Regions from separate parts of the Homo sapiens genome. Here all the other regions are linked to region 2. A link is a loop called in an ENCODE intact Hi-C map of the cell type or tissue named here. Cell type or tissue: PC-3. All regions are shown on one strand.

Region 1 (8,000 bases), 590 kb after region 2:
ACAATAACATGTCTCAGGATCTTTGGGAGCATTCCAGGGGATCAAGAAGATACAGGGCTGAGTTCATGGTTCACATCGATAAATATTGGCTTCCTTCCTCGGCCTCCGTTAGTTTTTCAGAGAAATGAAACTTTGTTTCCTGGTGCGTGCCTAGTGATAAATATATTCTTTATACAAATTTTTAAATTCTGCAATGCTGTAAAGAGACCATCATGCCCACAAGTAACCAGCTTTAGTGAATGAGCTGACTTAACAGGCACAACCTGAACACAGTCTTATGTTTTTCTTCCAACTACTACCTTCGGGTTTGCTCTGTCTTATTTGTCTTCATCCCTTAATGTATCTTGGTGATTCCACAGTTTTCCAGTCCCTTTTAGGTATTATAAGAATATTACGGCCGGGCGCGGTGGCTCACACCTGTAATCCCAACACTTTGGGAGGCCGAGGTGGGTGGATCACGAGGTCAGGAGATCGAGACCATCCTGGCTAACACAGTGAAACCCCGTCTCTACTAAAAATACAAAAAATTAGCGGGGCGTGGTGGCGGGCGCCTGTAGTCCCAGCTACTCGGGAGGCTGAGGCAGGAGAATGGCGTGAACCCGAGAGGCGGAGCTTGCAGTGAGCCAAGATCACGACACTGCACTCCAGCCTGAGTGACAGAGCGAGACTCCGTCTCAAAAAAAAAAAAATATATATATATATATATATTTTTTATATATATAACTAGTTATATATATAGTAGTTATATATTACTATATAAAATTACTAGTTATATGTAATATATACATATATTTTATATATATGCGTTTATATGTATATATATATTTTATGTATATATAAAATTAGTAATTTTTAGGTATTAAAATGCCTCGTCAAATAAAAATAAGACTTTTATCTCCCCTTTAGTTCAAAGCTTTTCTCCTTCTCTCAGCTTAGCCCTACTCATGGCCTGGGGACATGGAGTGGGGAAGGGAATGTGATCAGGGCCACACCTAGCACAAAGGACACCTGAGGATCTTCGGCTCCCAGTTAGGTGGGACAAGAGGGGAATTGGCTGGATTTCAGCAGCTGCTTGGGCCCCCTCACCAGACTCCTTTGTACAGGATGGATGCAGCTGAACGGGATGATGTTTCTGGAAGCTTTTGCTTGTTATTTGTGCCAGCTTTTTCACTTCTATTTCCCCGAATTTTATTTTGCTTCTGTTTCCAGACTGTCCAATAAGAGGCTTGTAGTCTTCTGAACATGGTGATTGGTTTAGGGACTAGTCACATGATTCCGTTAGGGCCAATCAGAACTAATTCTGGGATTTATATTGAAGCACCTTTAAAGATATACTCCTTTTTTTTTTTTCTCCTGCTGTGGTTGCTCAGAAGATGAAGCTACTGCCAATCATTTTGCTACCACAAACAGATACCCTGAAAATAAGATCAGCGCAAATAAAAAGCAGAACTAAGAGAGGAAGAGAGTCTTGACAATATCATATCAATACTCAGATTTATACATGTAGAAGCTAAGCCTCCTTATACTTCCTGATAATATTAGTTCTGGTTAGCACAACTTTCATGGTAGCATTCACTATCATGGAATGGTATTTTATATGGTAAATGTTTGTGTAGATGAGTGTTATATATACTCATCTAATCCTGACAACCACTCTGTTAGGTGTGTATTAATATCTTCCATTCTATAGATGAGAAATGGAGTAATAAGGAGGACACCAAAGTTTGTTCCAAGTCACATAGGTAGTAAGTAGCAGAGCCACGATGAAAACAGAAGTCTCAAGCTATGCTCCTGACCTGACATCATATTGGAGGATTTAACTTGGCTCTACCAATGTTGTTTTGAGTGCACACAGACACAGGACTTAGGAGAGAGATCAGAACTCAATGCAGAGCTGAAGCACTGAGAAAGCTAAAAGCAAAGTCACTCTGGGATAACAGGCAAAGTAAGAACTTGGCATTTTTCAGGTCTATTGGAGAAGGCGAAACCTTATAAAAGTATTGATGACAAAATCTAGAAGCAATTACAATTTTACATACTGAGAATCTTTTACAAATCGTGATAAAGGTTTTGGTACAAGAAAATGGGGTTGCAACACGAACTGGATCAGAACAGCATAGAAAATCTGGAGAAAATTCAATATCACTTTTAAAGCACAGGAAAAAACCCAAATGCAGATTGGCCAGTAACTAACTGAGACATTTTGTCTGCTATCTTATATTTTTACTTGTTCCGGATTTTATATATATATGTGTGCGTGTGTGTGTGTGTGCAGACACATATGTACACACACGTCTGTATAAAATATATATGTGAAAAAAATGCATATATGTATATATGTATAAATATATATATGTTCACACACACACATATATATAGAAAGAGTGAGGTTATGAAGTAAATTGCTCATATATACTATATATTGTATATGAACAATTTGTATATGTATATATACTAAATAAATGACTATAACTCTTATTCCATAATAGGGGTTTGATCTTTGGTCTTTCTCAATATATCACTAACTGGATGTTAGGAAATCCCAAGTTAATGAAATCCTTCTGGTATTGCTATCAAAAGACTGGATTGTTTATTCCTTGCCTGACTTTTGCAGCCTAATTTAAATACTTAATATAAACAATATTGACAGCTAATGGAATGCAATTTCAACAGTTTCTATCATTCTTTAGTAGAAGGGTGTAGGAATGAATTAATTTCCTATCACTGCCACAACGCATTACCACACATCTAGTGGCAAAGAAACAACACAGATGTATTAACTTGCAGTTCTCTAGATTAGGAGTTTGACATGGGTCTCACTGGGTGATATGGTTTGGATCTGTGTCCTCATCAATATCTCATGTTCGATTGCAATCTCCAGTGTTGGAGGTGGAGCCTGGTGGGAGGTGATTGGATCATGGGGGCAGTTTCTCATGAATGGGTTGGTACCATCCCCTCCATGAACCTCCCTGCAACTCTCTTCCTCCTGCTCTAGCCATGTGAGACATGCCTGCTTCCCCTTCGCCTTCCACCATCATTGTTAGTTTCCTGAGACCTCCCCAGAAGTGGAGCAGATGCTGTTACGCTTCCTGTACAGCCTGCAGAAACATGAGCCACTTAAACCTCTTGTTTTCATAAATTACCTAGTCTCAGGCATTTCTTTATAGCAGTGCAATAACGGACTAACATATTGGGCTAAAATCAAAGTGCCCTCAGGGCAGTGTTTCTTTCTGAGAATTATTAGGAAGAATCTGTTTTCTGGCCTTTTCCAGTTTTTAGAGGCTGCCCTCTTCACTCCTGGCCCTCTTTCTCCATCTGCAAAGCCAGCAAAGTCAGGCTGAGCTTCTTCTCATGCTACCACCTCTGGTGCTCTCTCCTGATTCTCTCTTCCACTTTTAAAGATCCTCATGATTACATTGGGCCCACCTCAATAAGCCAGGCTAAACTTTCTATTTTAAGGTCAGCTGATTAGCAACTATAATTTTATCAGCAACCTTAGCCTGACTTTGCTATGTGATATAGCATATTCACACATTCTAGGGGTTAGAATGAGGAAACAAAACATCATAGGTGTTTTTACATTCTGTATTTGCATGAGCTTCAAATACATGAAAATTATGCAGATCAGCTTCTTTATTGTGAATCTAGTTAATATTGTTTACATTTTTAAAAGACTAGTATATAAGATTCCTTAAAATGGTACATTTGATATCAGGTATCCTGGGATCAAATAAAATATTTCTATTATTTTTTATTCATTATTATTTCTATTATTCTACTACTATTATTATTACCTATTATTTCTACCTCAACTCATCCAGTATTAATTATCTTTTAAAAAAATTATAATTTCTTTTAATGAGTTGAACATTGTGATTCATTAATGATATGTTTATTTAACAGTAGGACATGTTTGTGGAAGATGATGTTTGTGTATGTAGTACTTGAATAAATTTTCTCACATGACACATAACATTTGATAAATTAGGAAATAGAATACAGTAGAAAAGATGACTAAATGATGTTATTTTGTAAAAATCGTAGACTTGACCGTTTTCTTTTATAAGCGTCTAATCATTCTCATGCAAAAGAAGAGAAATTCCATTATCCTATCTCTTATTCTAGCTAGAAAGTATACAACAGTGTGACTTCCAGCATAAAACAGATGAAGAAAATAATTGTTGACCAAATACACAAAGATGAAAGGAACATTAAATCTATAAAATCAATTTATTTGTACATTATGCTCAATATTCTTTTTTGCTCATCTATTTAATTCCATATGTATTCATTGAACACAAGGCAAGGCCCTCTTTAGTAATGAGGCACTATTGAGAAAACAGCTCCCAGGCAATAAAAGAGGTGGACATATATAAATGATGCTGATATGAACCAGCTGTGATAAATAGTATGACAGAAGTGGAAATCTTACTAGTGCACAAGCTGCATGAAGGCAGAGGTTTTACTAAACCCAAAGCTAAGAAATATACTCAATGATATGAATAGAATGTGCTATGGGAATATAAACAAGAAAACACAAAATGCCATGAGACAGCAGAGAGAAAAAAGGCTTAGACACCACGATTTTGGAAAGTTTCACACATTCAGAATTTAAGAAAAAATTGAGAATTGAAATGGGTTTCATGCTCCACCCTTGACTTCTAAAAATGTTATTATCCCTCTCTGACACTAGGTGGCACTACAGATGCAGGCATGGGCAGAAACACGTGAAAGATTTGTGCCTACCTACTTATGATGGGATTCTTCTGCCTCCTGCTGCACTTTGCCTGGGGTAGCCAGACTACAGGAAGACAAATGCTGAAAGGAATAATATCAGTGGGGATTTTGTTCAGGAACAGGAATTCTATCCCAAACTTGGATTTTAATCAATATTCCTTTGATTAAAGGTACAATTTTTAAATTAAAAATTTTCAAGACTTTAAGTTTGAATTATAAATCTTATTTTATTTTTACATTTAGTAACTTTGAAAAAATGCTTTTCTGAATTTGATATGTGAGATCAAATTCTTTTTCAAACAACACCATTTTATGTATTTAATAAAATTGCCTTGGATATGTTAAACTACAATGACAACTTTAATACATCTGTATTATCTCAAATGTTTAATTGACTAAGATATATACAGATTTTATTTTAAACACTCAAATACAGATCTAACAACATCTTGCTAAGTACTGAAATTGTAGAAATTGTAAATCAAGTAAATCAGACTTACAAACATAGTAGATCAAATTCTTCTAAGCATTTCCCAATGGCTTGAGGCCCAGACCACACACACAACACATCATGATTCCCTCCCTACTAACTAGACTAAACTGGAAATGATGCTATAGGCTCTTTTGTATGGTCACATTTTTTGTTTCCAGTGAACAGGGGCTTTCTAAAACTCAGTCTTTTCCTCTGAAATTAACTGCTTAATTTTATGTTTGCAATGCTGTGCCTTTCTCCTAGGTAACCTGTCCCTGACATTCAAAGGGGATTTTCCCAGCACTTTGGGAGGCCGAGGCGGGCGGATTGCCTGAGCTCAGGAGTTCGAGCCCAGCCTGGGCAACATGGTGATACTAAAATACAAAAAAAACCCAAAAAATTAGCAGGGTGTGGCACCTGTAATCCCAGCTACTCGGGAGGCTGAGGTAGGAGAATTGCTTGAACCCAGGAGGCGGAGATTGCGGTGAGCCGAGATCATGCCACTGCACTCCAGCCTGGGTGACATAGCAAGACTCTATCTCCATTAAAAAAAAAAAAAGGAGGGGGGTGATTTTCAGGTCCTGGTGCTTATAATCCCTTTTCTATAATTATTGTGTTATCTCTTCATATAGGCCTAGTGTGTGGTGATGGAATTTAGAACTCCTTCCTTAGGTTGGTTACATCCCTTTTTACTTTCATTGTATATGTGCCTCACTCATCCACACTTTACGGACGTTTAATTAATACAAGCCTATAACTTCCCTTTTATCCTAGAGCAAGGGAAGCAAAACTGTGTCTCAAATAGACTTCCCAGCACTGGACACCAGAGTCAAGAGGCACAGGTTTGAGCCTTTGATCAAAATGGTGCCAGACATCCAAGTCTCAGCAGTTGATCCTGAAATATGGTGAACTCTTCCAGCTTTGAACTCACTTCTGCTTTCACATGTTGTCTGCCCACCATGACCAAAAGTATCAGACATTTTTGTCTGGTACCAACAGCATCAGAGACTATCAGAGATCATATTCACTCAACCCTGTAATTCTACACAGAAGGGATCTGTGGTTTCTCTGTTGACCTGGTGGGCAGTGGTGGAGTTAGGACTAGAACTCAAGTATTATTTTCTTTCTCTGCAACTCCACTTGTATGAGATGCTGGTTTATAGGGACAACTTTTGTCTTATGTAGTTATAGAATATTAAAGAGTCATTTTGTCTAATCCACTTATTACGTAAAAGAAGAATCAATTGCCCCAAGAAGAATCAATTGGCATAGCTAGTGACCTTAGGGAATGACTTGATTTTGTGAGCTTTAATGATAGCTGCTATTTATTGAAAAAGTACCATGTACTAGAAATGTAACTGCTGTTTTCCATGTATAGCAATAATATTGTGAAAAAGGTATTATTGACTAATTAACAGATTAAGTAATTGAGACAAAAAGTTAGTTAACTTCTTTAAGGTAAGAAAAGAGATGAGGAGTCCAGGCGCGGTGCCTCCCACCTGTAATCTCAGCACTCTGGGAGGCTGAGGCGGGTGGATCATCTGAGGTCAGGAGTTCAAGACCAGCCTGGCTAACATGGTGAAACCCTCTCTCTACTAAAAATACAAAAATTAGTCAGGTGTGATGGTGCACAGCGCCTGTAATCCCAGCTACTCGGGAGGCCAAGGCAGGCAAATTGCTTGAACCCAGGAGGCAGAGGCTGCAGTGAACCCAGCATGCCACTCCAGCCTGGGTGACAGAGCAAGACTCTGGGGAATAAAGATGAGGAATTAAACTAGCGTTAACTCTTCTGAACTTGAAAGCCTCTCTATTATTAGCATTTTTGTTTAGTTTTAGTTTAGCTGGATTTTTTAAAAATATAGGACTTATCAGGAGTTTATTACCAAATTGTTATGGAAGTTATTTATAATCTCTTATCTAGGTAGTTTACTGATTTTTAAGTCAAATTTCAATTGACTGTCTGATATGGTTTGGCTCTGTGTGTCCCAACCCAATTCTTCATGTTGAATTGTAATCCCCATGTGTTGGAGGAGGAGCTTGGTGGGAGGTGATTGGATCATGGCGGGGGGGCCTCCCCCTTGCTGTTTTTGTGATAGAGTTCTCATGTGATCTAGTTGTTTAAAAGTGTGTAGCACTTCCCGCTTCACTCTCTCTGTCTCTTGCTGCCATATGAAGATGTGCCTGCTTCCCCTTCGCTTGCAGCTGTGATTGTAAGTTTCCTGAGGCCTCCCCAGCCATGCCTTCTGTATAGCCTGTGAAACTGTGAGTCAGTTAAACCTCTTTTTTTTTAATAAATTACCCAGTTTTGGGTAGTTCTTTATAGCAGCATGAGAATGGGCTAATAAACTGTCGTTCAATAATTTATATGACATAGGCCCCTGGATGGGGTCCTACAACAATGGCTTCTATTTATCTACAAGTAGACAGAGTGAGAAATAATTTTTATGTTCTAAGATTTCTGGAATACATCTTAGGATGTAGCCTCTGCATCTAATGGCATGTGGTGTAGGAGTCCATAGATAGGTAATCCTGGGCTGATGCAAGTGTTCAGCAATGCTTATTGGGATTTGGGTTTGGTCCAAGTTCTGCTCCACAATCCATGATATGTTTGCTTTAGTCCCCATGCTTGCTGCATCACACCTGCCAACATCTCCACAACATTCTGTACAAGCAGAAAAGATCCCTTTGTGTCAAGAAAGCAAAAGTTTTCCAAGCAGCCCTACCCAGCAGACTTCCACTTTTGTCTCTCCCCACTTCCATAGAGGCTCCTTAAGTTACTAGGGGGAAGAGA
Region 2 (8,000 bases):
TTTATGTCTCTTACATTTATGTTTCTATTACTTACCTTTAAATGGTGAGAGTTCTATTGAGTTAGTCTGTTATTTGTGCAAGAACAGTATAAGTGTATTCTTTTTATTTTCCTCCCTCTTCTATTGCCCTTTGTTTTGGCTATATCCCTAGAACTTTAACTAGAGGAATGAATATCAAATTATTATTTTGGTGTGAAATTAGCAGCATATGGGGTGGGAGATCCCAAGTTATATGCCAAGTGAAGAGAACACAGAGATCTACCATGGATACTTTAGGTATTGCTTCTACCTGAACGTTTTAGACAAAAGTCAGTTGTCATGGTTTTGTGGATGGAGATATAGTTTGGTAGGCTAACTCCATCTTCCACCACGATCACCCACACTTTTCTGAGAGGAAATAGTACATTATCAGAATTAATCCATTTGAGGCTGGCAACATTTTCTCAAATGATTCACACAGAGTAATTTCAAACTAAACTGATGGTTCCAGTCATATGGACATGTTCAGGAAAAAGCCAGAAGATTCGTTTTCAGGAATTCCAGCATTATTATTTTCTAAGGAATGGGGTCAAAGCCACATTAATAGGAAAATTATAACCCCCTCATATGATGCTAGATTGTGTTGTCTTGGAAAGAAAATTAAGACTCATGATGGTGAGTTGCCCTTTTCCTTAGATAAATCAGGTAGAAAATGGCAGCAGCCTTCACTGATTAAGAGACCAATCTGGAATCAGAGCCCTCACTACCTTTACCCCACTTACAACACCAGAACCCACAGTATTCCCTTGCCAAACTCCTGTGTTTCTCTGGCAATATGCAGACCAAGGAAAACTGAAGAAAATACGTGGGGACCCTAGATGGTGGAGGATTGCATAGGGTCTGCAGGAGGAAGGTCAGGATTTGAACAGATAGAGTTCAGAAACAAGGGACAACTATATGAAAGCCTAAATCCGAGGACTTTCCGTGCTTCTTCTCTCTCTTGTGTGGTATAAGAAAAAGAATGAGATAAAGTCGTCACAACTCCTGGGTTCTTGTATTTTGCAATCACTGGGAATGCTTACTTAACTTTTCTATAAAAATAACTGCTTAAATTGCCACTATAGTTCAATGTTTATTTAGTCTGGAAACATGGAGTGGTGGTCCTTAGAAAGGCTGCCAGGCCAAATTAGTGCTGAGAGGGCACGTTTTATTCATAGTGGCCCTCCAGGGTCTAATCAGGAGACAGAAAATATACCAGTTATTTGAATAGAAACAGCTTAATATAAACAATAGTTATATAGCTATGAAGGTGTTAACTATGAAATGGTAAAAAGAGAACTCTAACAAATCATGGAAAAAGCAACTTCAGGAAGCAAGTATCACACTCAAGCCTGAGGGATCAAAGAGAGCAAGGAGAAAAACTTGAAACAGAAAAGGGCACTGTGGTCCTGAAACCCCAGCCTCCCAGGAGCAGACACCAGCTAGTTGATACTGGTGTCAGTGGTGGCGGTTGAAGTGGCTGGTGGTGGTCCTGAGGCTGGTTCTGCAAGTGGTGAAAAAGTGCAACCTGGATTCTGCTGCTGCTACAGAAAAAAATGCTACAGGAGTTAAAAAAAAAAAAAACGACCAAAAAACACAACAAACAAACAACAACAACAACAACAACAAAAACTGCAGCAGGAATAGTTTTTAATAGAACCACAAGCAGATGGGAAGCCATAAAGCAGCAAACAGGAAAAAGCTGTCCCTCCTTCCTCTCCAGCTTTGCAGTCCTCCTCTCGAGCCCCCTGCTGGAAGACCCTACCACAGAACAGCCTGGGGAAGCAAAAATGAAGTTTGGTAGAGTTCTCACCACACCATCACAAAGAGAGTAGGGTGGAGCTAACAGACAATATCTGGCACAAGGATTTAAAACAGGGCAACAGAAAATATGTCTAAAAGTGTTTGTGCCATTGATGATGCATCTAAAGGAAAATGGTAGCTTCTTAATGAACACACGTTCCTTGCCTCCCAAACACTTAGCTAATCAGCTCTCTTTCCTGTCAACGCCGCCATTTACCAAGGCACTATTAGAGAATAATCCTTGAATCTTTTATTTTTTCATACCTTGTGCTCAATTAATTAGCAACTTGTGTCAGTTCTGCCACTTAACTTGTACACGTTCAGTCACTAACCCAATTTAAGCACACATCATTTTTCACATAGTCTAAAGCAACACCCTTCTAAATGGTATTTCTGTCTCTAGTTTCATCTCCCTTTAGTGAATCTCAACCCTAGCAGCATAATAGTATCATCTGAGAAACTTTTAAAGTATCTCATTTCCAAGGACCCTGATTTAATTTGTTTGGACTGAGGTCTAGGGATTAGCACTTTTAAAGCTCCTTGGGCAGTTCTAAAGTGCAGCCAGCTTTGACAGCTATTATTTTAGTCTATCCTCCCCATTAGTGTCAAATCATTTTATTATTTTTTTGTGGTGTGCAAATCCAGTAACCTTGGTTCATTACCCAGAATTCCTCAATAATTATCCATATAAACATACAATGTAGATAAATGACAAGCCCGTGGTTCTTCTTGGTCAGTGTTCCACATACCTCTCCAACGCCTGTTAATTCTCCTCCCAGCCACTCTCACTGAACTGGAAGTTTCCAACTTCATTTTCCAACAGCATTGAGCTACTTGCAATTTCCTGAACAAAGGATACTGTCACCTATTCATGCATATGCATATTTTATTCTCTCCCAGGAAAAGAACCTCTCTCAAATGACAGCAAACTTGAAACATAGTTTAAAAAAAAAACATAATGTACTGGTAATGTTTTTAAAGCACTGTTCAAAACTAAATACTTCTTATGATATCAATTATATGAAAAGAATGTGAATACATAGAAAAAAAGTTGCAGGAAATTTATTAAAATGTTCATTGTGGGGCCGGGCACGGTGGCTCATGCCTGTAATCCCAGCACTTTGGGAGGCCAAGGTCAAGAGATCGACTAACTGGCTAACACGGTAAAAACCTGTCTCTACTAAAAATACAAAAATTAGCTGGGCGTGGTGGTGCACACCTGTAGTCCAAGCTACTTGGGAGGCTGAAGCAGGAGAATCACTTGAACCCGGGAGGCGGAGGTTGCAGTGAGTCAAGATCGTGCCACTGCACTCCAGCTTGGGTGACACAGCGAGACTCCATCTCAAAAAAAAAATGTTCATTTTGATTGTCTCTAGGTGGTGGAGTTATAGATTTTGTTTCCTTCTCTATACTTTTCTGTAGTTTAGAAATACATGATATATAAAAATGTATATTTTCCACAATGTTATATATTACACTTCTAAAGAGAAAGAATATGTAACATTGAGAAAAATCATTTACATATTTAAAAAACCACCACATGTACCTCTATATCTTATTTGATACTTGAATTAAGATAGAAGTGTTTGGTTAATAAAATAGGATAGTGGGCTTAGGCAGGAGGATGGCCTCAGGCCAGGAGTTCGATATCAGCCCAGGCAACAGTGAGATCCAGTCTCCATAGAAATTAAAAAAAAAATAGCCGGGCGTTGTGGCACTCACCTGTAGTCCTAGCTAGTTGGGAGGCTGAGATGGGAGGCCGAGGTGGAAAGAAAGACAACTTGGCCTGGGAAGTCGAGGCTGCAGTGAGATGTGCTCGCTCCACTGTATTCCAGCATGGGTGACAGAACGAAATCCTGCCTCTAAGATACAAAAAAAAAAAAAAAAGTTAGCAGGGAATACTAACATACTAACATTTATTTGCTTAAACAAGTTTTTTATACCTGTCCTACACAAAAATGCACTTTTCCTTCAGCCACCAGATGGCAATCTCTTCCCATGTATTGTTCCATTTACAACTTGCTGAAGCACCCTTTCAGGGATTGTGCATAATTTACATAAATATTTTTAATTTTCAACTAGCAAATTAAAATATTTATATTTAGAGCATATTTTAATACACATTAAGAAAATTATGAGTTTTAATTATTTAAAAATCAATTTTCTTATAAACACCTCATGTAGTATCATCTCAAGCAATTCTATCCCACAGGAATTATTCAGTCTAACTGGTGTTGTTGAAGGAAAAGCAAACTGCCATCCTCCTTCCATGTATGCCAACTAACTCCACATTGGCAGAGACCTAAGAATTGGCATTCGTAGTGGGGGAAGGGAGTCAAATTGAACCAAGCTTCCCAAGCTCAGAGCCTGGTAGGAGAGGGATATTCCTGTGGGGAATGTCCTGGTGGCACATATTCTAAATGATTCTAAAATCTTGCCTGCAATAATGTATTCAGGAATATTAATGAATATTCCTAAGAGTTTAGAGGATAATGGCTCTTCCAGCAATATTTTTCTTAAATGGCCATTTTGCACCACTGTTTTTATTTAGGGTATTAGAGGCATCAAAGAAATCTCAAATTCTCTCCAGAGTTTTCTTTTTCTCTATTCCTTTCTTTCCAAAGTCTGATTGCTTGTCAAACATGATTCTTCTTTAAGTTTCACTTTTGTTGGGTGATGACACATCTGCCTGGCATTACATTTCCAATTTATAATAAACAGTACTCAGGGAATTGGTAAATTTGGTAAACTCAGAGCTGTTTTTCTGCTGGATCAGCCAAGGCTTTTGCTTTTGAACACGTGAGGTGCATTTCTAATGTCTAAATTTTAGGCCTGAACATTACATTCAAGAGTGATTACTACACATTAGAGAAGACTATATAAGCATGTAGTAATTTTTCATAATTTTTTTCTGATTACAAAATACATTATCTTTTTAAATTTTTTGCAGTACTCTAAAAGCTCAAGGAAGAAAAGTTGAAATCATTCATAATTTCCCAACCCAGCAAAAGTGTCTGATAAGTGGCTATAAAATTGATTATAAGGATTTGTGTCTAAAAACATCAGTACCTCTGCATTCCCATCATTTTCCATTGTGAAACTTTAATATTTGGAGTTCTGTTACAATTGTGAGTGATTTTAAAGGTAGTAACAGAAAATTCACTGGTTTGGTCTTTAAACTAGATGTCAACCTATATTTTAAAACAAACCAATTTTATTCACATTTTTTGTGTATGTTTGTTTAGGGTTAAACATTTTTCTTAACTTATGTTAGTTAATACCTAGGGCTACAAATAAACTCTGTATCATGAACATGCAGCTATTTGACTGATTGATCTTCCTTAAGATAACAGAAACTCTGAATGCTATTCTTGCTATTCCACACATTTCTGTGAGACCTCAGCAAGTTAATTATCTTCTTTGTGTGCTTAATCCTCTTAGAGCACAGCCCTCATCACTTCTGTATGCTATGCCATTCTATGAGGATGAATGTTTCTCTTTATCCTCTGTATATAGAAATGGATAAAATAGAATTAAATACAAGAACAAGAAGCCTAAGTGTTTGTATCAAGCTAAGAAACATGGGTTCGATATCTGGACAATTCAATGTCTGCTTCAGTCTTTTTGTAGGTTTTAGAGCACAATTTTAATTTGAAAATAAGATTGGAAGTCAATATTCAAATGGTTTTCTTTTTAATTATTTTCCTAATCTATTCAAGCAAACTAACAAACATCAAAATAATACCATCTCTGCCATTAATTGCTACTTGGTGTGAGAATAACATGAATTTCAAAGTAACAAATGAAACTACAGATTTCTTTTCAGAACATTTCATATTAATTCATTAAAAGAACATTTGTGGAACACTGACACAGAGGAATAAGACGCAGTATTTACTTGGAGTCTAGTGAACGAATCAGAGAAATATGCAATTATACTGTACTGAAAAATTATTTATTGAGTGCTACTGTATTCAGGTAATGTTTTAGAGACTGCAGATAAAGCAGTGAACAAAACATACAAAAAAATTTCCACTTCCATGGAGTTTACATTTTAGAGAAGGCAGACAGACAGTAAATAAATAATCAAATAATATATATGGTGTGGCACACGGTGATGAAAGCTGCAGAGAAAAATAACAGGCTATAGGAAGTACCGTTGATAATGTCACATTTTAGCAAAGTCCTGAAGGAAATAAAGAAGGAAGCCATGTGGATATTTGCATGAAGAACATTTCAGGGGAAGATAAGAGCAAAGAGTCCAGCAAGGTTTGAGTGCCATAATCGACCTGGAGACTGGTAGGAGACGAAATGAGAAAGGCAAAGGGGACTAGATCATATAGGTCTTCGTGGGTGTTGTAAGGACTTTGGCTTTTACTTAAAGTGAGATTGTCAGAGGCACTCTCACCAGAGCTACTCCATCTTGAATAGGGGCTAGGTAAAATAGGGCTGAGACCTACTGGGCTGCATTCCCAGGAGGTTAAGGCATTCTTAGTCACAGGATGCAATAAGAGGTCAGCACAAGATACAGGTCATAAGGACCTTGCTGATAAAAACAGTTTGGAGAAAAGAAGCCAGCTAAAACCCACCAAAATCAAGATGGCGACAAAGTGACCTCTGGTCCCCATCATTTCTCATTATACACTAATTATAATGCATTAGCATACTAAAAGCCTCTCCTACCAGCACCATGACAGTTTACAAATGCCATGGCAACATCAGGAAGTTACCCTATATGGTCTAAAAAGGAGAGGAACCCTCAGTTGTGGGATCTGGGAATTGCCCTCCCCTTTCGCAGAAAACTCATGAATAATCCACCCCTTGTTTAGCATATAATCAAGAAATGACCATAAAAATGGGCAACCAGCAGCCCTCGGGGATGTTCTTCCTATGGAGTAGACATTTTTTATTCCCTTACTTTCTTAATAGATTTGCTTTCACTTTATGGACTCGCCCTGAATTCTTTCTTGCTAGAGATCCAAGAACTCTCTCTGCGGGTCTGGATTGGGACCCCTTTCTGGTAACAACATGAGAAGCCAACTAGAGAATTTTGAACAAAAGAGTGAGGTGATCTGACTTTAACATAGGAACCCAGATTAGGAGGATATTAATATTCCTGAGGAGAGAGGATAGAAATCCAGACCAGGGTGGTAGCAGTGGAGGTGTTAAGAGGTGGTCAGATTCTAGGTATGTTTTGAGAGAAAAGCTGACAAAAGATGCTGATGGGTTTGATGTTGGCTGAAAGAGAGTCAAGATTTTTGGTCCAAGGAACATTAGTTTTAATGAAAAATTGAGTTGATACTTTTACACTATGACATAGCCTATGTAATTGCTTTGACACTGAAGTCATAGATTTCTGCCAAAAAGGATTTATTTCCTGTATAAAGCCTAATATATGCCACACTCCATGTCACTGGGGGACTGCCATAACTGTCAATCAGATGAAGAACAAGAAACCCTTGTTCTATAATGATTATCAGGCTTCAATACTATCTCTACCAAGGGCTCCACCAGGTTATTATTTTTTTCTTTTTTTGAGATAGGGTCTCACTGTGTCACCCAGGCTGGAGTGCAGTGGCCTGATCTCAGTTCCCTGCAGCCTACCCATCCCGGGCTCAAGTGATCCTCCCATCTCAGCCTCCTGAATAGCTGGGGTTGTAGGCATGCACCACCAGGCCCAGCTAATTTTTGCAGTTTTGTAGAGACAGGGTTTCACCATGTTGCCCAGGCTGGTCTTGAACTCCTGGACTGAAGCAATTCTCCCTCCTCAGCCTCCCAAAGTACTAGGATTACAGGCGTGAGCCACCGCACCCCACCCCTATCAGATATTTTGGATCTGTTCAAGGCATCATGTTGTTCCCCAGACCCTGAGACATATTTGAGAATGAGGCAAGTAAAAGGCCATCCCCATGTATTACATTACATAAATGTAATTCAAATGTTTGTTTGCATCATTCAAATGGTGCAATGTCCTTGCCGTCTTCTAGTGAGTCAGAGTCTTTCACTACGTAGAGTAAGAGAGGACTGTTGCCTAGGGAATATGATTTGACAGACCCTCCCTGTAGGCAAACCTTGTCTAACCATCCAGATATGATGAGGCCTCACTAACTCGGTTTCAGTCACAGCTCCAGCAGCTGCTTAAGGCTTTCCTTCCTCATGCCATGATTGGTTTGGAAATT
Region 3 (8,000 bases), 320 kb after region 2:
TTGACCCACCCAGACCTGAACTTCTGACATTGCCCCAAACCAGCCTGTCCCATAATCTTTTCCAAGTTAATAAATCAAACCTCTGTCTTTCCAATTGCTCAGGCCGCAAATCTTGCTGTGTCTCTAGGCTGCTTTTACTCATTCATAGACAACATCTAAGTCCATCAGCAGATTTTCTCAGCAACACCTTCAAAATAAATTTTGAATCTGACCACTTTTCATCGCCTCTGTGGCTCCCAGTCTGACCTAAACAAGTATAATCTCTTATCTGGACAGACTCAGTGTTCTCTAAACTTTAAGGTGACCATGTAATTTATCAAAAATGTCCACACGGGAACACTTTTGGGGCAGAAAAGCCTTGCCCCAAATCCTAAAGAGGATTACTGCCTTTTAAATAATCCATAAGAGTTGCAAAGTGGTATTGTCTAAGGCAACAGGGATGTATGGTCATATTACCTAATTGGCTCCTTCCTGCTCTTATCCTTGCCCTGAACAATCTATTATCACCAGAGTGACCCAGTGAAACCCGTTAGGTTATGCGCCTCTGCTTAAAGCATGCAATGGAGAATCATCTCACTCACAGGAAAGTGTCTTTTCAATGACCCTACACGGTCTGTTCCCTTGCTACCTCTCTGCCCTGTATCTATGGCTCTCTACCTTGTTTGTTCCATTGCAGCCACACTGCCTGCCTGACTTTTCCTTGAACTTGCCAGGAACACTATGCTTCCATAGCTGGGCACCTGTGGTTCCTTCTGCCTACAGAATCTCATCCCAGTGATCTCTTTGGTTTACTCCCTCATCTCCTTTAGGCTCTGACTCAAACATCACCTTCACAGTGACACTTACTCTACTCCTCACAAAAATTGCACCCATCCCCCACAGCACTTCCTATCCTCTTTTCCTCTTTCACTTTTCTCCATGACACTTATCACCATTTAACATTCTTATATTTATGTTTATCATCTCCTTTTCTCCATTAGAATGAGGGTTGACATTTTTGTCAGTTTTGTTCATTTCTGTATGCTCAGAACCAAGAATAGTGTGTGGCATATAGTAAATGCTAAGTAAATATTCTCTGATTCACAGGATGAATAATTTTTTAAAAAAGTATAAGACCTTAAGCATTTTATTAGCTTCTTTCTAGCTGACTGGCAGCCTACAGATTTCTATGTATCTATAACCATATTTGAGAGAGACAGAGAGAAAAAGCCTACTATCCCCCAAATACTTAACATTTCAAAGTATTTTGATTTTTTTCTTGTCCATAGCCAAATTATGTTTTAAAGATTTCTAATCTCTATAAAGGTTTGTATGAGTAAGATTAAGAAAATCAAGCCAATGTCCCTAAGACCAAATTCCAAAGAGGAACGGAAAGTCACAAAAGTGGGTATGAGGCTCCTCCCTGTTCTGTTAAATTTTTTAATAGAAAAAATGAAGTTTGAAGGAAAAAGGCCACACCCCAGTCCAGGAATAGAAGCAGCAGATGGATAAAAAGTACGAAATGACTGTTTCTGGACCAAGACCTAGCAATGTATAAAGCGTGTCACATTTCTCTAAGCGCCAGCTTGTTCAAATGAGGACATAGCACTGAATTATCTCCAAAAGCTCTCCTAGCACTAAAGTTATATGATTCCTTATCTCGAACGTGCCCGAACATGTCTGTGGTCAGGATAAAGCATAAGTTTGATGATGGTGGTGTGCAATTCTGTTTTTGTTTTGTTTTGTTTTGTTTTCTCTGACCTCCTTAGCTGTTCCTTTCCACTCTCTCTTTCTGATGCTTCCTGCTAAGCTGAATTTCTAACTGCTGGGGTGGCTCCTCTAGAGTTGATCCAGGGCTTCTCTTTTCTTCCCTGTCTTTACTTACTACTTGGTGATTTCATCCAGACACTTCCAAATTTATATTTCCAGCCCAGAATTCTCCCCTGGCCTTCACATCTGCACCGGGATATCCAATAATCATTTTAAATTTGTTTACATCCAAAGAAGAATCCTTGATTCTTACTTCACCCTAAATGTCCTCCTCCTGTAGTTTTACTAGTCATCTCAATCTCAGTGAATTGCGCCACCATTTGTCCTAGTTGCTCAAGGGTGAAGCCTGGGAGTCATTAATTTCCCTTTCCCTCACTTCGTGTTTCTGCCGTATCAGAAAGTTCTGTGGACACAACCTCCAAAAGAGCTCCTGAATTCTGTCCACTTCTCTTCATCTCCATTACAACCACCGTAGTCAAAGTTACCATCACTCTCTTGCAACTTCTTTGAATTAGAATATAATTTTTAAAGCTGGCACAAATAGCCCCTTAATTAGTTCCCCTACTTTCATTGTTGATACAATAATCCCTTTCTCATTAAGCAACCAGAGGGATTGTTTTAAATGTAAATCGGACTGTTTATTTTAAGTTCTCTAAATGGCCCTTCATTACTCTGAAGATAATATTCCAACTGCATGCCTTAAAAGATCTATACTCAGGCCTGCCTGTTCCCTCTGTCTGGCATCCTCCTTCTTGGCCTTTTTGTGGCTGGTTCTTCTTGTTATTCAGACCATAGCCTCCATGGCTTCCTCAAAGAAAGCTTTGACCACACAGTCATTCTGCACCACATTTCCCTGTTGTAGAGCACTGTACAGCACTATTACCATCTTCCCCTTCACTAGATCATAAGCTCCTTGTGAACAGAAAGTGAAAGTAGCGCTCTGGGTTCATTACCATCACGACTACCACAAGTACTCTGGCATCTGAGTAGTACTTAGAAGGTTCTTAATATATATTAGTTAAATGGATTGATGAATGGATATTCTATTACCAGAGAGCTATTTGTGATGTGTCCAACACGTCTCATTCCTGTTTTTTCTTTCCTTTCTTTTTCTTTTTTTTAAGGTTGGGAAACTGATTATCTTATGTAGACTTAACATGTCCTCTTAAAGTTGGCCCAGGGATCCAGGTTGATTCACCAAGACTAGAAGATAGTAATGACTGACTGTCAAAGGGACCTGTCACCACATACCACCAAAGTTTCGTGAAACTGCTGGCAACCTAAAATTCCTAATGGGATGGTTGGTTCAACATCCTGGGAAAAGCACCATTATTGGTGCATTTCTTTTTATGGATGTTTATTGATGATACAATGTTGAGAATTATTGGCAACTGTTTGAGGGCTCTCTACCCTTGCACATGACACATTAGATTAATTTATATGATACTGGACTCATTGGTAGTTTGGTTTCTTTCTATAGAGGTAGAACCTACCCTCCATGACACAGGAGTCATTCAGAGGCATTCTAAAGAGGCCTCTATTATAGATAAATTGAACTGCAGGTTAGCCCAACCAGTTACGGCCCCAGCTTTAACAATGGCATTCTGATTCAAACATGCTCTGAAAAATCTGTGCCAAAGTTGTATTTTTCTTTAAAGGAGAATGACTATGACTTCTATATATATCAAAATGAATGCTGGGAAGAAACATAAAACAACTAGAATGAAAGTTCTGTAAAAAACACACACAAACACACACAAAACCTGCAATTCAGGTACTACTAAAGCAAGATATTATTTCACTTCTCTGAAAGGTTAAACTTGTTCCGATTAAATATTAACTGCAATACTATGTTCAACTTTGAGGTCCGCAATTTCAATTCATTCAACAGTATCTGTTAAGCAGTTATAGGTGTTCAGGCATTGTGTTATATAAAATGGAAAGGGCTTATATACACAATAACATGATTAGTAGAACAGATCTTTTGACTAAAGGATAAAAACCAACATTATATGTTTTCAAGAAAATAAGAAAGGCACATCATAAAAAGATTGTCTTGTCTACAGAGAGGAATAAGATAGAAACAATATTCCATTTGATATTTAAGATACCAATAAGAAAAAGGTTATTGATCCTAAGGGTTACATTAACTAGAAATAATTTCCATGAAAACTCAACTTTCCTTCTTGTAAAGTTTAAATAAATTTTCCAAGCTGGTTTACATAGTCCATTCTATTATCAGGGAGACATGGAGACTCCAAACATTTTGATAAGTTTGGGAAACTATCATGGTTTTAACTCACAGTCCTATGTAGATACAGTTGTACTAGTTCATGACTTTGACTCATATTCCTGAGGCACCTTCGACCATGATGTCACATAGAAATTTCAGTGAAGTATCCAATAGGCCCACTAAATGCTACTTTGATAAGACCACCTCTGAACTTAAATTTTAAGGGAGACTGAAAAACCAAATGAGTTGGAGAAAGCTGCTAGGACCTGAGAAACACTTAATAGCTTCCTGTATTAGTAAAGCTTGGAAAAAGGAAGACATTGGGAATATGAGCTCAATCTTCAAGTAATTACAGTTACCTGGAAATGAGTTTTTGAACGGCCCTTTACACCCACAGAGGTCAGAGTCAGAGATAATGGCTGGAATTGGTAGACAGGCAACTTTTTTCTTAATAGAAAGATTATGCAAAGTTGGAAGTTGGTGCTCTCCACATTCGTAGAATTTAAGTATAGACCACAAGGGAGGAAGAGCAGATTGCCTTCAGTGCAGGAAAGGTAAGAGACAACCCTTGATCCTCAATTGGGGCACTAGTGCCCCCTTGAGGGTGTTTGAAAGTTTGGAGGAATGTTTTTATTAGTCACAGCAGAGGGAATTAGCTGTTCTTTTGTGGTCAGGACTTAGAAATGCTAGCCGTCCTGGAATTATTAAGAGGACACCAAAAGACAAATTGTCCCATGTCCCACATCCCACATGACTTTCAAATGTCATACCAGAGAAAATCCACCATAAGTGTAAATTGCAAGTACTTTGCTACATAATATTGAAAGTTTTTAAAAAGAAATTAAGTAAAATAATTTAGAAGAAAGTTGTCATGAAAAGGCATATTTAAATCCAATTAAGATAGTATTTAAAATTATAAATTATTCAATATTATAATTTTTACTTCCATAGTGTCTAATCAACACATCACATATTTCCAAATTACCTATACAATTTTAAAGTATTTCAGCACAAAAACTTAGCTTTTGTCTTGGCAAATAGGAGACAAAGAAATTTAAGACTCAGTGACCTATGCATTGAGTTCTGGAGAAATGCAATTACTGGGTAAATTGAGGAAAGATCGTATTTTTTGTTTTTTAGATTTTCTAAAATTTTTCTAAAAGTACATCACTGCCAACAATACTACCCATGGTATTTAAGCTACTAATAAAACAACCACGAATTAGTCTTTACTTACAGCTGCTAATATGAACACATGTAATAACAGAGATGGCTTGAGACTGTTATGAACAAATTCAGACACAAAAATTAGCAGACATCTTAAAAAATGATGTCACTAAATTGCATTAACTATGTGGAAAACACTTTTATTGCCATTAGATAAACTTAATTTTTGAAATATGAAAATTATAAAATCTCTGCTGTGAAAATTACATATTGAAATTATGCATTTAGTTTTGGGTTGCCACTCTTTCGGTCATACTGTCTCTAAAGGTCTATCACACAACTTTGTGTCAATCCATCCTCCATTGTCTGTGGCAGATTTTAGGATACTGTCTTCGAGTTTCCCTATAAGTATCAGAAACTAAATGTATACCGCAATAAATGGTCAATTTTTGAATGTAGAAGATGTGTTTTGTGTTACACAGTCACTTTCCAGTTGTATGCTACACAGTCACTTTCCAGCTGTATGTCATAATATAAAGAATTATTTTGACATTACACTACACAAAAAGATCCAGTTCATTTGCAAGAATGTTAAAGTATCTGTTTTTCCTTATCCACAGCCTATTATTTTTCTTGGCATATTATCTTACAGAATGAATTTGGAAGTATTCCTTCCTATTCAGCTTTTTTGAAAAGTTTGAGCAGGATTGGCATTAGTCCTTCTTTAAATGTCTGGTGAAATTCAGGGGTCAAGCCATCAGGACCTGGGCTTTCTTTGGTAGGAGACTTTATTATGACTTTCATCTCACTGCTCATTATTGGTTCATTAAGGTTTTCTTGTTCTTAATTGTTCAGTCTCATTAGGTGTGTTCAGGAATCTATCCATTTCTTCTAGTTTTCCAATTTGTTGGTTTATAGCTGTTCATAGTAGTCTCTCATGATTCTTTGTATTTATGAGGTCTCTTATTATGCCTACTTTATTGTTTCTGATTTTATTTCTTTGGGTCTTCTCTCTTTTTTTCTCAGTCTAGTTAAAGGTTTGTTGATTTTATCTTTTTAAATAACCAACTTTTTGTTGTGTTGATCTTCTGTATTTATTTTTAGTCTCAATTTCATTTATTTCTGCTCTGACCTTTACATTTCTTTCCTTCTACTAATTTAGTGTTTGGTTTGCTTTTGCTTTTCTAGTTCCTTGAGGTACATCATTAGGTTGTGTATTTGAACTTTCTACTTTTTTATATTAAGGGCATTTATTGCTATAAAATTCCCTCATACTATGGCTTTTGCTATATCCCACAGATTTTGGTATGTTGTATTTTCATTTTCATTTGTCTCAAGAATTTTTAAAATTCCTTTCTTAATTTCTTCATTGACTCATTGGTTGTTCAGGAACATGTTGTTCAATTTCCATGTGTTTGTTTATTTTTTGAGATTTCTCTTGTTACCACTTTCTAGTCTTATTCCATTGTGGTCAGAAAAGATACTTGATATGATATGTACTTTTTGAATTTGTTGAGACCTGTTTTGTGTCCTAAGATATGATATATTCTGGAGAATGTTCCATGTGCAGTGAAAACAATGTGTATTCCATAGCAGTTGGGTGAAATGTTCTTTAAATGTCTATTAGGCCTATCGGGTCTCATGTGTAGTTTAACTCTGTTGTTTCTTTGTTGTTATTCTGTTGGAAGATCTATACGTTACTGAGAGTGGGGTGTTGAAGTCCCCTCCTATCACTGTAATTAAGTCTATCTGTTCCTTTAGATCTATTAATGTTTACTTTATTTACTTAGGAGCTCCAGTGTTGGGTGCATAGATATTTATAATTGTTATATCCTCTTGCTAAACTGATCCCTTTATCATTATATAGTAACCCTCTTTGTCTGTTTTTACAATTCTAGATTTGTGGTCCATTTTATCTAATATAAGCATAGCTACATCTGCTTTTTTGCTTGTTTGTTTTCCAGTTGCATGGAATATCTTTTTCCACCCCTTCACTTTCAGTCCCTGTGTGTCTTTACAGGTGAAGTGGGTTTCTCAAAGGCAGCATATAGTTGGGTCTTATTTCTTTATCCATTCAGCCACACTGTGACTTTTAATTGAGAATTGAGACCATATACATCCAGTGTTATTATTGCTAAGTACGGATTTACTACTGCCGTTTTGTTGCCTGTTTTCAGATTGTTTTGAGAATCCTCTCTTCATATTTTGTGGTTAAGTGATTATTAAGTGTTATGTATTAATTTGTTGCTTTTTATTTTTAATGAACTGATTATATGATTTTGTGCTGTGGTTACCACAAGGCTTATAAAAAATCTTATAGATTTAACAAGTTTATTTATTTATTTGCTTATTTTTAAGATGGGGGTCTTGCTCTGTCATGCAGGCTGGAGTGCAGTGTTACAATCACAGCTCACAGCTCACTGCAGCCTCAATCTCCTGGGCTAAAGTGATCCTCCTGCCTCAGCCTCCCAAGTAGCTGGGACCACAGGCATGTGTCACCATACCCAGCTTTTCTTTTTTTCCTTTTTTTTTTTTTTTAGTAGAGATGAGGTCTTGAATTCCTGGGCTCAAGCGATTCACCAACCTTGACCTCCCAAAGTGCTGGATTACAGGCATGAGCCACCATGCCTGGCCATAACAAGTTACTTTAGAGAGATGACAACTTATCTTAGATCATGAGCAAAAGAATAGAAACAAAAGCAAAACTACCACACCTAAAAATTTAACTTCATCTCTCTCCACCACCCAATTTTGACTTTGTTGCCTCAATTTACATGCTTTACATTACCTATCTCTTAACAGGTTGCTGTAGCTATTATTATTTTTAAAAGATTTGTCTTTTGGGCTTTAT

Evidence for each region. A loop is a pair of places that touch in the nucleus more often than their neighbours do. Peaks named below come from ENCODE experiments on the same cell type or tissue, not always from the same donor. Only the 100,000 strongest peaks of a DNase experiment are listed, where the experiment ranks them.
Region 1: a loop joins it to region 2, with 6 times the contacts of the local background. A loop is called at or near these places in 78 of 110 quality-filtered maps.
Region 3: a loop joins it to region 2, with 10 times the contacts of the local background. A loop is called at or near these places in 42 of 110 quality-filtered maps.

What each region holds. Positions count from the first base shown.
Region 1 is chr12:15,265,836-15,273,835 of GRCh38, reverse strand. It overlaps LOC105369673 (a long non-coding RNA gene), which reads left to right. Exons shown (of 3, transcript XR_007063224.1): 3 at 4,694-4,897. Among named protein-coding and RNA genes, the nearest start is that of RERG, 48 kb to the right of the region's middle. In PC-3, CTCF peaks have their summits at 4,511 and 4,714 (motif pointing right); a DNase peak (open chromatin) is centred at 4,725; H3K27ac peaks cover 49 bases.
Region 2 is chr12:15,852,360-15,860,359 of GRCh38, reverse strand. The region is part of intron 2 of LOC102724146 (a long non-coding RNA gene); the gene reads left to right. Among named protein-coding and RNA genes, the nearest start is that of STRAP, 26 kb to the left of the region's middle. In PC-3, CTCF peaks have their summits at 1,784 (motif pointing left) and 3,787 (motif pointing right); a DNase peak (open chromatin) is centred at 3,809; H3K4me3 peaks cover 633 bases; H3K27ac peaks cover 1,211 bases.
Region 3 is chr12:15,529,155-15,537,154 of GRCh38, reverse strand. The region is part of intron 12 of PTPRO (protein tyrosine phosphatase receptor type O); the gene reads right to left. Among named protein-coding and RNA genes, the nearest start is that of PTPRO, 210 kb to the right of the region's middle. RefSeq lists enhancers at 993-2,192, 2,608-2,697. In PC-3, CTCF peaks have their summits at 4,372 and 4,579 (motif pointing left); a DNase peak (open chromatin) is centred at 4,584.